2 separate regions of the Mus musculus genome follow, and region 2 is linked to region 1. A link is a loop called in an ENCODE intact Hi-C map of the cell type or tissue named here. Cell type or tissue: heart. All regions are shown on one strand. Links, peaks and the distances in the headings refer to the core of each region. The heading gives the core; the rest is flanking DNA.

The links. A loop is a pair of places that touch in the nucleus more often than their neighbours do. Peaks named below come from ENCODE experiments on the same cell type or tissue, not always from the same donor. Only the 100,000 strongest peaks of a DNase experiment are listed, where the experiment ranks them.
Region 2: a loop joins it to region 1, with 2.2 times the contacts of the local background. A loop is called at or near these places in 15 of 42 quality-filtered maps.

Annotation. Positions count from the first base shown.
Region 1 is chr9:35,114,681-35,122,802 of GRCm38, forward strand. It overlaps St3gal4 (ST3 beta-galactoside alpha-2,3-sialyltransferase 4), which reads right to left and starts at 2,184. Exons shown (of 11, transcript NM_009178.4): 1 at 2,018-2,184. It overlaps 4930581F22Rik (RIKEN cDNA 4930581F22 gene), which reads left to right and starts at 2,048. Exons shown (of 6, transcript NR_029475.1): 1 at 2,048-2,160; 2 at 2,689-3,666. It overlaps LOC115487216 (a long non-coding RNA gene), which reads right to left and starts at 4,864. Exons shown (of 3, transcript XR_003948311.1): 1 at 4,490-4,864; 2 at 4,323-4,410; 3 at 2,520-2,608. In heart, for the core only: CTCF peaks have their summits at 146 (motif pointing right) and 2,088; DNase peaks (open chromatin) are centred at 2,201, 3,001 and 4,596; H3K4me3 peaks cover 2,953 bases; H3K27ac peaks cover 3,112 bases.
Region 2 is chr9:35,041,918-35,048,394 of GRCm38, forward strand. St3gal4 (ST3 beta-galactoside alpha-2,3-sialyltransferase 4) reads right to left here. Exons shown (of 11, transcript NM_009178.4): 10 at 5,902-6,045; 11 at 4,659-5,602. The coding sequence ends at 5,516. Among named protein-coding and RNA genes, the nearest start is that of Gm51705, 9.6 kb to the right of the region's middle. In heart, for the core only: a CTCF peak has its summit at 3,953; DNase peaks (open chromatin) are centred at 2,684, 3,354 and 4,014; H3K27ac peaks cover 1,604 bases; H3K27me3 peaks cover 391 bases.

The DNA of each region.
Region 1 (8,122 bases), core at 1-5,000:
CCTAGTGGAATGGGGGCTTCCTCTCTCTGAGCAGCAACCCACTCTTAAGCTAAATAGTCCCTTCTGTTTAAAGCCTAAGCAGGCAACTCTAAAAGAAAAAGTGTATCAGTGTCTTGCCTGTGTGTATTGTACTTATGTGCACCACGTGCATGCCTGAGCCTGTGGCAACCAGAAGAGGGGGTCAGATCCCCTGGAACTGGAATTAGTCACTATATGGGTACTTGGGAATTGAGCCTGAGTCCCCTGTAAAACCACTCAGTGCTCTTAACCATCTTAGATAGCAAGGTAGTGCTCTATCTTGGAGAGATATAATCCCAGAATAACCTTGGAGAATAACTCCAGAAGGGGCTTATTAAGACAGGGTCTCATGTAGCTCAGGTTGGCCTCAAACTCCACATAGAACAGAAGATGACCTGGATGATCTACAGTCAAAATGCTGGCATAACATTTCCAGAGTGCTGGGATTATAAATAGGTACCACCACAATATGTTTAGGCAATGTTAAGAGATCAAGTTTAAAGAGTTTATGACAGGTAAACACTTTACCAACTGCATTCCTTGTGTCGTTGTCCGTCCTCCCCCCCCCCCGCCGCCCCCCCCCCCAGTACTGGGATTGTAGGCAGCTCCGTCTGTCACTGAACCACACCCCCAGTCCCTAATTTACTTTTATGACTTCTGCCTGCATACCTCTCTTTATCTCCATCATCACCTTGAAATCTTTGGGGACTGGCCCAACTCCTGGCTTGCTGTAGTGGGGCTGGGGGATCGGATGTGTTGAGGAGGGTGAAATGAGTGGGAGGTGAGGCCCAGGGTTCAGTAAGCAGCCAAAGATGCCTTCCCCTATGCAACAGGACAGGCCATAGGGGATGCTCAGAGTAGGGCAGAGGCAGAATAAGTTTGAGGAAGCCGAGCGGTGTCAGTTTTCTCAAAGGATGTTTGCAGACCAACTCCCAACAGAACAAAACATGTCCAGTTATTTCTGAGGCCCTAAGTGACTGGCACCTCCTAGGTAGCACTCTAGGGGTGCCTGGGAAAGTAAGGTTATGGATGGTGTTTCACTAGCAAACTCACAACATTCCCTCTGTACCCCTGATACTTACACATATCAATTCGTTTACAACCCCCTGGGTAGAGAGGCCTGGAGGGGCCAAGTGGGATCTGTAGCACTGACCCTGCCCTGTGGTATTGGTGTGTGCCCCTTGTGAGAGACAACTATCACTGTGGTACTATTCAAACCCAGACTAGCCTTTTAAGCCTGACCGGGGGGAGGGGGGGGGGAGGATCTAGCCTAGAGGACAGAGAACAGAGTAGATCAGACTCATAAACCAGAAAGTCTACCCCTCGGTCTGGGAGGAATGGCAGTGGTACAAGACACGTTGGCATCTCGGGGCTGCCCATAGGTCTCAGCCAGCAAGGGTCTCAGAGAGGCACCTAGAACAGACATAGACAAGGGTTCTGCCCCAGCTCTAGGTTAACTTCTCAGTCTTATCCTAGGCCTTCTCACTGCCCATTACCCAGGCAACTTTGAAGCACAGTTGGCCCAAAGACCCCCCCTAATCCCTGGACACAGCCACCCTGCAATTTGGCAAGCCCACCTTTGGGCTTTGCCTCAGCGACCTTGCAACTCCAGCACACAGGCAGACCCTGCAAAACTTGTCACCTCTAGCAAAGCCAGCCCACACGTCCTGACTTCGGAGGATGCTAGAGGTGATAGTCACCCATTCAGCTAGGACGCAAGAGCGACAGGGTTGGGGGTTAGAAACTTTCCGGAGGATTGTCCTGCTCACTCACTCCTAGAGAGCGAGACAAGTCAGGCTTCCCGCGAAAATCTAGTCCAAGCAAGGGACCCAGCTCCCCAGGGCTGTGGCCACCCTACACCAACCCCGTGCAGCGTGGCGTCCACGTGCGGGGCCCCCCGACCACCTCTCCGAGCCGTGGCGGGAGGCTGCAGCCTCGCAGCCCCGTCACTCCCCGCCCTCCGCCGCGGGGCCCCAGAGCCCGGCTGCCGCGTACTCACCCTCGCGGGTGGAGCGGGGCGGGGCGAGGTAAATCCGCGCGCAGCTCCGATCCGTTAGGCGCCCCGACTGGCGGGGCAGCACTGGCGCAGTGGCTCCGCTCGGCCCGGTCCCTGTCCCGGGAGCGGGGCCGGCCTGGGAGCGGGCAAGTCCGCCTGAAGGGGAGGCGGGGGCCAGGGCTTGGGCGGGGGGCGGGGGGCGGGGAAGGGGCCGGACACGCTTGCGCACACGGTCGGGAAGCCGACAGCCGCGAACGCCGCGCTGGAGGGAGGGCGCACCGAGAGAGGGAGGGCGCGGAGAAAGGAGGGAGCTAAGAAGGGAGGGAGGGCATCGAGGAGGGAGGGCGCGCCGAAGGAGGGAGGACGCAGAGAAAGGAGGGAGTAAGGAGGGAGGGAGGGCGCAGAGGAAGGAGGGCGAGGGTGTGAGGCCGCGGGGAGACTGGGGTTGGCCTGGAGGCCTCCCTGGCCTGGAGAGAGACGGCCGGGGTGCGGGAGGCTGGATCGGGTGAGGGCAAACCCAGGGCAAGCGCTGCCTGTGAATGGCTCCAAGATGAGTATGCCCAACGTTGCCTCTAGCACTGATCCCACGCTCTCCTGGAAACAATAACCAAGAAAGGCTTCTTTGCTGTCCCCGCGCGGTTAAAAAAAAAAAAAGTATCCTTTTCTCTCTACAGAAACTCAAGAACAGGAATAGAAGTCCATCCTTCCAATATCCTCCCATGCCCTCATGGCAGTCAGGTGACCTAAATTGACGAGCCTTTTCTCTGCCCCAGGCCGGCCTATGCGCCCCAAACTGCTCCCTTAGCTCTTCCTCCTTTGCATACCCTCTCTTAGCCTTGGATAACTTCTCAGTTTCCGTTCTTGCTGAAGGCGCCAGGCATCCTGTCTCCAGAGGAAACCCCTTCAAGCCTTTAACCCTGATGCCGTGGGCTCTAGAATTGCCTGGACTGCAAACAGTGCAGAAACCACCCTGCAGGACTGTCCATTTCAGGAGTCAGCACAGTGTTACCCAGTTCCTAGCTTGAGCACCCTGGGGCTACAAGGAAAGTATTAGATCCAGTCCCCCTTCCCCCGGAAGCTTGCTATCTAGTTGCAGAGAAGGGGTGGCGGGTGTTGTGCTGGACTCCCATCAAGAAACAGGCGGCACAGGATGTGACTAAGTGTAAGTAAGATGTGAATAACTGACAGTAAGTGCCCAGGGTTTTAACGGAGTTTAAAGTCATCGTCAGGGGAAGCTGGAGGTCTCATGTGTTGGGACTCTCCAATTCACAACAAAACGAAGAGGTGGCCTCCAGCTTCTTCCATTCCGGCTGTTTCCATCTGAATTATACCTTGCATAGGTGGAAGCTCTTTGGCAGCTCACCAAAACCTAGTTTTATTTGAATGGTACCTTTGGCCTGACAGTCACCTAGTCACTCAACAAATATTTATTACATTTCATGTCCTGGTCTGGAGCTAAGCTGGGAATAGACAATACAATGACTATGTCTCTGTGTTTGGCAAGGGAAAAAGAAGAAGGCAAAAGAAAAACTGCTCGGGGAGAAAGAACAACTGAAATATGTCTGGCAAGTTGATTCAAGAAACAGTTGCCCGGCCTCCAAACCTGGATAAGTCTTCACCAAACTAGGTACAAAGACAAGTTCTTGCTAAAGGTAAAAATCCTTCTACCATAAAATTGAGCTTAAGAATCAGCTTTTTTTTTCTTCTTTCTTTTGAGCCTAGAGACTTGAGTCCTAATCCTGCTTCTGCCACTAAATAGCTTTCCTTTTCTTAATGGGGGGGAAAAAAAAGATCAGTGGAAATAACTGAGCTTATTCAAAGAGCATTATTAGTATTGAATGAGACAATGGAGGGGAACTTGTCCTGAAATCACCATATGATATATATGTGCTCAATAAACATGCAGACAAATGCCTTTTAAACATATAACATGCATGCACTCAGAAGCACAGCGTCAAGCCTATCCTAGCCCCCATCATCCACTTTATCTTACTATGTGTTTATGACTTGTCTCTTGCACTTTCTTCTTCCTCCACCAGCACCCCTTAGGGGAAAAAAAAAATCCCACTAAGTAACCCAGGCTGACCTAGAACTTGTGATCCTCCTGCCTCACCCTTCTGAGAACCAAGATTACACAGTTTCTTAACAGTACAGACAGAAGCTGAACCAGCAACTTAGAATCCCCTGTATCTCTGAGGAAGAGAAGGAAGCGATTCTAACATAAGGACTTCTTTCATCCTAGACTTCTGGGTTCTAGGTTCTTGCCAATCCCACTGCACCCCTTGACAGGACACTACAAGTTGCTTACCATGAGTCAGGGATGTAACAAGCTGGGCTTTGGCCTTAAGGGACTATTCCTTTCCGAGGTTAGCTGTGATGAGGTGAGCCAAGACAACCTTCAGAATAACAGCAGTAAGTCTTACTCGGCTGGCAAGCAAACCGCTTCCATCCCCATCCTTTTGCCTCCTCTTTTACCTGTCCTGTTCTCCTAGGTAGATGTGGCAAACACCTGACTCCTGGGACAACCACTGGAACCTCAAACAGAGGGAGGAGACGGGGTGTGGGAGGAGGCAGGTGCATCTGGGCCAGGAGGCTCCTGCTGGCCAGGCAGCTAGCTACCTGACAAATATGCCTCCTCCCAGACATCTGGCTCCTGTCCCTCACATGTGCCACGTTCACATCCTGGAGGAAGGGACAGCAAGATGCCATTTGAGGAAGAAATAAACCCAATCCAGCATCTCAGGCGCTTTTAAAAATAGCGACCCCGGGATGGTGTTTCATCTCCTATTTTTATCAGATTTATAAGGCTGGACCATGGCGTTGAGCTGTTCTCAGGGATCTCAATAGCAGGAGACAGCTCTATTGTAGAGTGAAAAACCTGCCAGGAGGCCAAAGCTAAAATGCACTCCCAGGCCCTTTAGGTTGGAAGAAATCCCAAGCATGTAGCTCCTGCCTTTCTTTACAGCCAAAATCGACTAACCACAGTTTGTAGCTTTTTTTTCCCTTAAAATCTAAGCTGGGTATAGTAGAACATGGCTACAATGCCAGTACTCAGAAGGCCAAGGCAGGAAGATCATCGGGAGTACTAGGCCAATCTTATAGAGACTGTCTCAAAAACACCCGGGCACGGTGGTATAACACTTAATACCATTGAGGATACTGCTGTCATGATCTAATCACTTCCCAAGGGCCGTGCGTTTATACTGTCCCCTGAGGTGTTAGAATATTAACATACAGAGGCTATAGCAAGTATCTAGTCCCCAATTCTTTCCTTTTAGATCCCTCTCATGGCAGAAAAATAGCTAAAATTTACTAAGTAATAGTACTATGCTTAAAAATCTTTTTTTTTTTAAATTATGTGTATAGATGTTTTGCCTGCACATATGTCTGTGTACCATGTAAGTGCCTGGGGCCTGTGTGTGGAAGTCAGAAGAGGGCATGTGATCCCCTGGAACTGGAGTTACAGATACTGTGAGCTGCCATGTGGGTGCTGGGAATCAAACTGAGGTCCTCTGGAAGGGCAGCCAGGACTCCTAACGCACTGAGCCATCTCCCCAGCCCCTTAGCAAATCCCCACAGACCCCTCTGGAGTAAGCATGGTTCTCATCCTTATTTTACAAACAGAATAGAAGTTGCTCCAGTGTAGACTTGTTTATGGTGCGGTTTTATGCTGGAGCCATCAGACTACTTTGCCTCCCAAAGACAAACAGACTAGAGGAACAAACTGGAGGAACAGAACATTCATCACCCATTAGTTGGAGAGAGAGCCCAGTTGGTAGTTTTTTAATCCAGGGAACTCATGTTCCACAGGGACCTGTGGAATATGGTGCCACACATTTGTAATCCCAGCACTGGAGAGGCAAAGAGTTACTAGTGAGGATAAATTATTAAGACCTGCCCTCTTCCTCGCTCCTCAATTCTCTCTCGAGGAAGAACGCTGGAATGTAACTCAGTGGCAGACTACTTGCCTAGCAGGCATGCAGCCATGGGGGTTCAATCCTTTGGGCTGTCAAAAGGGAAATCTATAGTGTTATAGTATTATTGTGTTACAGTATTAGTATCGAATGACAGATTCAGATATAGATATTTTGGGCTAGAAAGATGGCTCAGCAATTAAGAACACTCACTGTTGAAGGACAGTTGAGGACTCCCGGTTCAATGCCTGACGTTCACACGGTGGCTCACAACTCTATGTAACTACGGTTCCAGGGGAGTTGATATCCCTATTGGCCTCTATGGTCACTGCACATACATGGTACACAGACATACATGCAGGAAAGACACCCATCTATAGTAAATACAAAATTTTAAAGGTATATATGAAAAATATTTTAATTACAGGTTTTTTTTCTTGACACTGCCTAATAAAGCAGAGTAACAAGTATTTACATTGCACATTGTAAGTAATCTAGAGGTGACTGCATAAAGGATTTGTATTGATAATATTATACCCCCTGCGATACTTGAACATCCAGAGTTTGGGCCTGGGGCTGGTGTGTCCTGTAATCAATATGGCAGGCACACCAAGGTAAAGACTATTCAAGTGTTCTGGATAAGGGACTATCACAAGAGAAATATTTTCAAATTGTTTCTCATCTTAGAGCTCTTTATTCAACAGAGACATGCAAAAGGGAGCTTGAATATATTCTTTCTCTTGGCTTTGTGCCAACAGCTTTGCTCCCCGAGAGGGCTGTGGAGTACCCAGCAAAGCTGAGGAACCCCAGCAGCCATGTGTCCTTTTGCTTCTCATCTCCAGCCAGGCCCTAGAGGCTAAAAGCCATTTATGAAGGTGTCCCTAATTTATCTGGGAAGGGTGGTATCTGCCATTGCCCCAGCATGCATGGGAGGATCTCATTGCCAGAGCAGGGCTGGCATTTGCAGTTGCTCAGGGAGGGCCGAGCACAATGCACTCTGCTCAGGAAGCTCGTCCCAGGAGACAGACAGGACACTGTGCTCTGCAGTGACAGTAAGAGGAAACACTGAGGCAGAGTGACCTCTGCCTGGGTTGGAACGCAGGCCCAGTTCCATGCCTGTGTCCTACACATTTAGTGTGCATAGTTCCACAGGCCCTAGGGCAGAAGTTTCAGCTTCCTGGGGCTGACATTCACCCTGTAATGAGGCACCGAGCATCTGTTTATCTGTAAAATAGAGAGTGAATGCTCCAAGAAGTGATTTGTGATACAAATGTAAACGGTCCCAATGTTGCTTTGCCTTAAAACTCTGTGTTAGCCAGCCAGAACCCAGTGTTGAGAAGCTAGAATGATAAGATGTTCTTACCTTCGTGGTCCTCTCAGTCCAAAAGGAAAGGCAACAAGCCAATAGATAGAGCAAGAACAAAAGAGGCCAAGTATGTGAAGACCCAGACAAGTCACATAGGAGAGAGTCTGTCAGTGAGGGTACCCCACAAAGACATAAAGAGTATTGTCAGGATCTTATCATCAGACTGCAGTCAGGCCGCTGGGCAGAAATCTCAGTGAGATGAGACATTAGGGGCTCGGAATGGGGATGGGGTACTGGGGTCTAGGGGGAAAGCTGTCTTCATCGTTGAAGGACAGTGAAGAAAACTGGCTGACTCTGAAGGGACCCTTGCCAGACCTTAGGCAGAGGCTGGTTCTTCCACGTATAAGAAAACTTAAGCAGCAAGGCCTGGAAGTGACCTCTCTGTGATAGCAGGTAAATAAGGTATATGTCACAATCCCAGAGAGGCATCTATCTCCTTGCAGAATAAGCCAAAAGGAAGATAGGATTGGTTAATGAGAGTAGAGAGGCAGAAGGTTATCCAGAGCACAGGCCTATGCCTTAGGGAGGAGGAATACCTGGCCTTTCCAGGCTTAATTACTACCCTTGCAACTATGACCCTATGGCCTCGCTAACCTGTCTACATGAATAAGCAGACTGTTCTTTCCCTGTAGATTGTACATCCAGCCATCACTCACCCCACCCAAGCCAGACATAGTGAGATTATAGTGTGTAACACAAAAGTCAGCCTGTGTGCAAGCCTGAACTCATAGGCAGCACAGTTGGCATGGGGAACAAGGAGCATGCGATATGGTAGAGGGGTTGTGTTCTGCAGAGGCCTATCTGGCACCTCAGCAGTGTTATCTCCCA
Region 2 (6,477 bases), core at 1,478-6,477, 71 kb before region 1:
TATCTTGAATCTAACCCAGAGCTTTGTGTGTGCTAAGCAAGCACACTACCAATTGTGTTACACCACAACACACACACACACACACACACACACACACACAATCTACCTTATTTCTTTTTGAGTTGTTTTATTTTTCAGACAGGGTCTCCCTTTGCTGATCTGCCCTGGAACTGCTATGTATACTAGGCTGGCCTTGAACTCAGAGATCTATCTACTTCTGCCTCTGGAATGCTGGGATTAAAAATGTATACATCATCACGTCTTGTCAGCTTATTTCTCAGGCAAAGAAGTCCAAAGATCCTAATTGTATGGCATGAGGACAGGGCCACTCCAAGGTATGGTTGAGGGGAAGGTTTTTATTGCCGATAAGTTTGCAATACAGCTAGAGAGAGAGCAGGGAGAGAAAGTTAGACTCAACAAGGCCGGCAGTATGGATCAAGGGGATGGAGAGAGAATGAGAGGAGAGGAAGATAAGAGAGAGCATAGAGTGGAGGCCGAAGACAGAGCAGGGACGGGGGGGGGGTTGGGGGGAAGGAGGGAGGGAGGAAGAGAGAGAGAGAGAGAGAGAGAGAGAGAGAGAGAGAGCACCAAGATAGAAATAAAAAGTTGGTGGAAGGGAGGGTCTTGATCTGGAGAAGTTTAGGGTAGGGGGCAGGGTAGCAAGGGCTGAGAAGAGACACAGGTACTGAGGAAGCCTCAAGGCTTGCATGCTACACATACTTTAGTGTGCTAATAGGCACCACAGAGATTCATTTGTCCGTACTTTCTTATGGAGCTGACACTGAGCGAGGTTTTTGTTTTATTTTTGTTTTTTTGATAAAGAATGGGACAGGATAAAGTAGATGAAGCTCTCTCTCTCTCTCTCTCTCTCTCTCTCTTTCTCGTGCGCACGTGACACACACACACCCCCCCGAGTTCTTTGATTTATAATAGTGTTATATCCTGATCCACTTCTTTGCTCATGATAAATAGTATATGTAAAAGTAGTGTAGTGACACAATTTGTAACCCTAGCACTGAAGAAACAGGAGGGTTGCCATGAGCCCAAGATCAGCCTGGGTTCCATAGTGAGTACCAGAGCTAGCTTAGGATACACAGCAAGGACCTACCTCAAGGTGTGTGTGTGTGTGTGTGTGTGTGTGTGTGTGCGCGCGCAATATTACACCTAACCACAGTAGAGCCCAGAGGAGAGCAGTGTGGGGTTCCCACCATGACCACATGAATGGCTAGGTGCTGTGGGGCACTGCCTCTGCCAAGCATCAAGGGACTACTGTTTTATATATCATTAGCTGGATGCATCTTGATTTCATAATGGACTCCTCATTAGTTGAGGGCCACACACACACACACACACACACACACACACACACACCTCAGACTTTTAATTTGGAAGGCAGACCTAATTTCCTAGAGCCAGAGCTTGTACAGAACCAAGATAATTTTGAACCACCAAATCACTTTCTGTAGCTACAATTAAGGTTGCAACAACAACAGAAGGCTCAGAGGAGCGCACATCAACTATGCAGTTGTGCTTCTCAGTCGTGTTTAGGAAGCTACTGTCACATACCACATACCACTAAAACAGTGACATCACTTTCCAAACGTTTCCAAGAATCCCTAGCAGTGTGGTACTGTAACTTGAAAACCACTGGTAGCAAGGAATTGCACTTGGCTCACAGGTTATGCAAAACCTACATCTGACTGCCACAGCCCTCTGCTAGGCTTGTGGGTGTGATTCAAGATAGACTTGCCTCCCCGTGTTGGGTTAATTCAGTCCCGGGACAAGTATTTGGTTCCACCAATCTAGCTCGCCAGTTCTACACACTCTCCAGTATTTTCCATTGTGCAAGGCTGCTTTGCGATCCCGTTATTTATAACTCACTTTACAGTCCACACAATGTCTTTACAATCATGTTCCCATTAGATCCTGAAGATTTCATTGTGAGACAGGCATGGGTAATCAGCATTTTCCAGATGGGAGAAACAGAGGTTTCTTCGGCTAATTAAATGAACCAGCAGGGAGGGGACTGTTTTGTGTGTGTGCACACTACACTTAACTGTCTCGCAGACAGTATTGTTTCCAAGTTGGAACTTTTTGCAGACTAGACAGTCTCAGGAGAAAAAGCAATTGAATATATACTTATGTCCTCTGAAAGTGTAAATCAAAACCTCAAAGGGGAGGGCCTGAAAAGATGGCTCAGCGGTTCAGAGCATGTAGGAACAGACGACCAGAATTTGGGTCCCAGGATCCACGAGGGGCAGCTCACAACCGCCTGCAAACTCAGCTCCAGGGGGAATCCAACGGTTCTGCCCTCGGGTGTACATAACACTCACGGACACATAATTTTAGAATGAAACAAATTAAAACAAACCCTCCAATATCTGAAAATAAGACATCATTTAAACGTGTTAGATGAAAGACCCATACTCTGTGTCGCCCAGGATGGTGGTCTCAAGCTGGGAGAGTCTCCCCTGGTTTCTAGGTTCCCTGGTTTCTTGGGCTCCCAGGCAGTCGGTTTCTTCTCTCTGGCCTCATGGGAAGCAGCAGAGCTCTGAGCAGCCATCATCCCTTCCCTCCCCACCCCCACCCCGACTCCCCTTGAGACCCCAGGCCTCAGCACTCAGGCCGATTTAGGCAGAGGCCTGCTAAAGTGTCTGATTCAGCAACCAAGAAACTCTTGTCCGACGGCCCCGCCCAGCCACTGACAAGAGTAAGACAAACTCAGCGCCTTAAACGCCCCCTCCCCGGCCTCTCCCCCTCGTCTGGGGCGGAACCTGCGCGAGCGTGAGGCTAATTTAACACTGCTGAAGGGCACGGGGGATTAGGATGGGGTTTACAGCAAACCAGATGGGAGGATTGAGAAGAGAGAGAGAGGCCCATGAGAGATCCTCCTAGACTAGAGTCTAGACTTGGTGCAGTGGCTCTGGATGCTCGTTAGAGTCTGATTCCTGAGCCCCACACTTAGCAGCACCCAGGAATCTCCATTTTTCAGTCACTCCAGGTAGCTGAGACAAATTCTTCGGACTTTAAGAAGGCCAGCATCAGAGCTTGAAGCACAGAGCAAACTGGCAGGCCCAACCTGATGTAAACTCAGTTGTGTCCCCCTATTTCTTTTCTCCTCCAGCGGCCTTTTCAGGGCACGGTTTAATCAGTACCAGACAAGTTGGCACGCGATCCATTCACATAAGTTAGGCTGAAAGCTTCTTTCCCAGAACACTAAAGAACCCCATCCAATAACTCCCCATCAAAGCTCCACTCCCAGCCTTGACCCTTGCTGGGCACTGCCTCTGCTTGCGTACAGTTTGGAGCGCTGGACCCATTCTCCTCCCTCCAATGCCCTCCCTCCCCCACAAAAGAACGGGCTGGGTGGATGCCTAGATACACACTTTGCTGTGCATATGATTGTGTCTCGCTGTCAACCCAAGATTATAAACCTCCCTATCTCTGAGACTTGTGGAGTTAGGAGGAGCAGTGTGACCCAGTGTGTATGGCTTCTGGCTCAAGTTTCGGCACGTTCAGTATCAGGCGGTGGCCTCAGTCCAGGGCAGCTGGATCAAGTGTGCAGACAGCCCCTTTCAAAGGCCTCAGATAGAGAAATGGACACTCCCTTTTAGGGAAGCAAAGTCTGGATGTCTAGAGGTACTCACGAACCCCTACAAAAAAGCCTCTTTGACAGCCTGTCCTGATCAGTAGAGAAAACATGGGCTTCAGACAGTGTAGTCCTGCTACCTTTCAGAATTCCCGCAGACCACTCCCAACCCTACTTGAGCTGTTGCTCAGGAGTTTTCAGTTAGATGAGGCTGGCTGTTCTCTTTACTGTTCCAGTATGTGGTGTCACCCTCCGTGGTCCCTCCCTAGCCACTGCCCTTCCCTATCTATCCCATCCCTGTCTGGCTTGTCTCAGAGCCTCAAGACTGCAGCTCTTTCTGAGAAAGCCAGGAACACAGCTGTGAGTTCCAGTCCCCTAGAGGCAGTTCCAACACTCCCTCCTGGCTCCAGATGTAAAGGAACAGCTGTAGGGGTGGCAAGAGGCCCACTTGGCAATAGAGCAGAGCCTGCAAGATGGAGAATAAGGCCAGAGAGCCAAGCAAATGGCAGGACTGTTAAGTTTCAAGAGGCTGGGAAGGAAAAGTCTCACTCCCTGGACCAGTGACTAACTGACAGAGCTTGCCAAATCCCTCCAGTGCTGTCCCCCAGCCCTGCCCATTGCAAACCTGGCAACCCACACTGCCGCACTCGCAGGACCTCCCATCAGCTCTATTTTTTGAGTCCCACTTAATTTAAGAAGGAAAGCAGCCTTCTCTGTCTGACTCCACCCTGTCCTTAAAACATGCAATTCCCAGCCTAAGATCCGGGTAACTTGAGGAATGGGGAGGGAGAGACAGGATGATGGGAAAGGGTGTTGCCACCTCCATCTGGCACCCTTCACCTCTCCTCCCTTCCTTAGTCCCTTGGGCTGCAAGATGCCAGGCTGGGTGTCTGAAGACAGGGCTGATCTGGGCTCTGACTGCTTGTTTGCTCTGCCAGGATGGTAATGCTCACCCTAGGCACACCAGGATGGCAATGCTCACCCTTGGTACCATCTCAAAAATTCTGCTGTAATTTCACCCTCAGCAATGTTCTCCCCAATCTGAAAGGACACAGAGCCCCACAAGTGCTTCCATTTTAGAAAAAAAAATATTTTAATGGTCTTTTACAACCTCTTTTCAAGGTGAGGCCCCTTCTAGGTGGAACCCCCTTGTCAATGCTCCCCCCATGCCTGCTGGGAAGTAGCAACCTCTCTCTGGAGGACACCCTCCCACTCTTGATGCCTCCATCTTTCTGGGAGGCCAGCTCTAGAATTGGGCCTTAACAGGCCAATCACATGTAAATTTTATTAAAAAGTGGGCAGAACACTGTATTGTGTCCCTTTCATGAACATCCTGGGACCAGCCCATTCATTTTCCTACCCCTTAATTAAATAGAATGTTAAATAATCTCTTGGTGTTGGGGCCAGGCGTAGTACATGCCTTTCATCCCAACACTTGGGAGGCAAAGGCAGTTGGATCTCTGTGAGTTCAAGACCAGTCTGGTCTACATAGTGAGTTCCAGATTAGCCAGGGTTTCACAGTCAGACCCTGTCTCAAGAACAAAACAAAGCAAACAAAAACAAACAAACAAACAAAACCCAACCAACCACCACCAACAATACAAGACAAAACAAAACGAAACAAAACAAAACAAAACAAAACAGCTCTTTGTGCTGGCTGAGAGAGGGGATGCCACAGTAACAGCACCCCCCCCCCCCCCTTTAGCCAGGCTCCTGTAGCCTCGGTGTGACTACCCTGTCTGGATTTGAAATCCACCAAAGTAGGCAGGGGCATAGCCTCTCTGGAGACCTGGACAGCCCCAGAACACCCTCTCCATTGAGGGTGAGTTCAATTGGATTGTACTGGCACCAGGAACCTCTAAGCTGTAGACAGGGCCTACTCAGATGGCAAAGTAGGGAACCAAGGTGTTACAGCTCCCATCCAAGTCAGAAGTATGTGAGGTTCTTGACAGCTCCCATCTCTAGCATCCGCTTGATGGCGATAGCCTCTTGGGAGACATTATGGCCTGATCCCTGTGGAGACAGCCAGGGAAAAATGAGGGGTAGCACTCTGTCTTTAGAAAATTCTTCCTCCCCATCTCCCTGGTTCCAGGATTCCTGGGATTTTTCTTCCTTATGCTGGCTCTCAGATAGGAGACAGAAGTCATGTGGCAAAAGCAGAGGATGCCAGCTGTGGTGTCCAGATGCCCAGGTACCAGCTCTGATACTGAAGACCACATCCAGAGCCACTCTGTGTCCCCTATACCCAACATCCCTCCAGTTGTGTCATCCTAGCCAACCTGGCTCACTGGGCTCCCAAATGGGTTGCTTACCGCCATAGACTTAAGTGTGATCTGTTCATAGTAGTGGATGGTCTGCTTCTTGTTGGAGGCATCTGGATAGCCAAAGCCAGCAATGTGCACTAAGTCGCAGAGGTGTAGAGCCAAGGTGATGGCTAGCAGACCCGTGGTTGGCTTCTGAGGGACAGAGTAAGAGGGAGTTTTAAAGAACCACAATCCCCTCCTCCTCCACCATCTACCTCACACAACCTCAGGGTCAGTTCTCTGCCCAGTTCTCGTTGACCTTAGCTATCCAACCGGGCAACAGCTAACTAACCAAGCACCTACCTGAATGGAGCTAACACAGATGAGAAAGTGGATTTATTACTCAAGAAAACTGTGAACTCTCTATGGTGCTGGAGGTAGAACCTGGGCCTCATGTATTCCAGGCAAGTGTTCTACCATTGGTCCACGTCCTTTTTCCTGATTATCAAGTTTTAAATGCAGAGACTTAATGATGTTTGTGCCTGCTTGAGTTATATATACCATGTGCACGCAGGAGCCTCTAGAGACCAGAAGAAGGCATTGGGTGGTCTGGAACTAGAGTTACAGGTGCTGGTGAACCAAAGT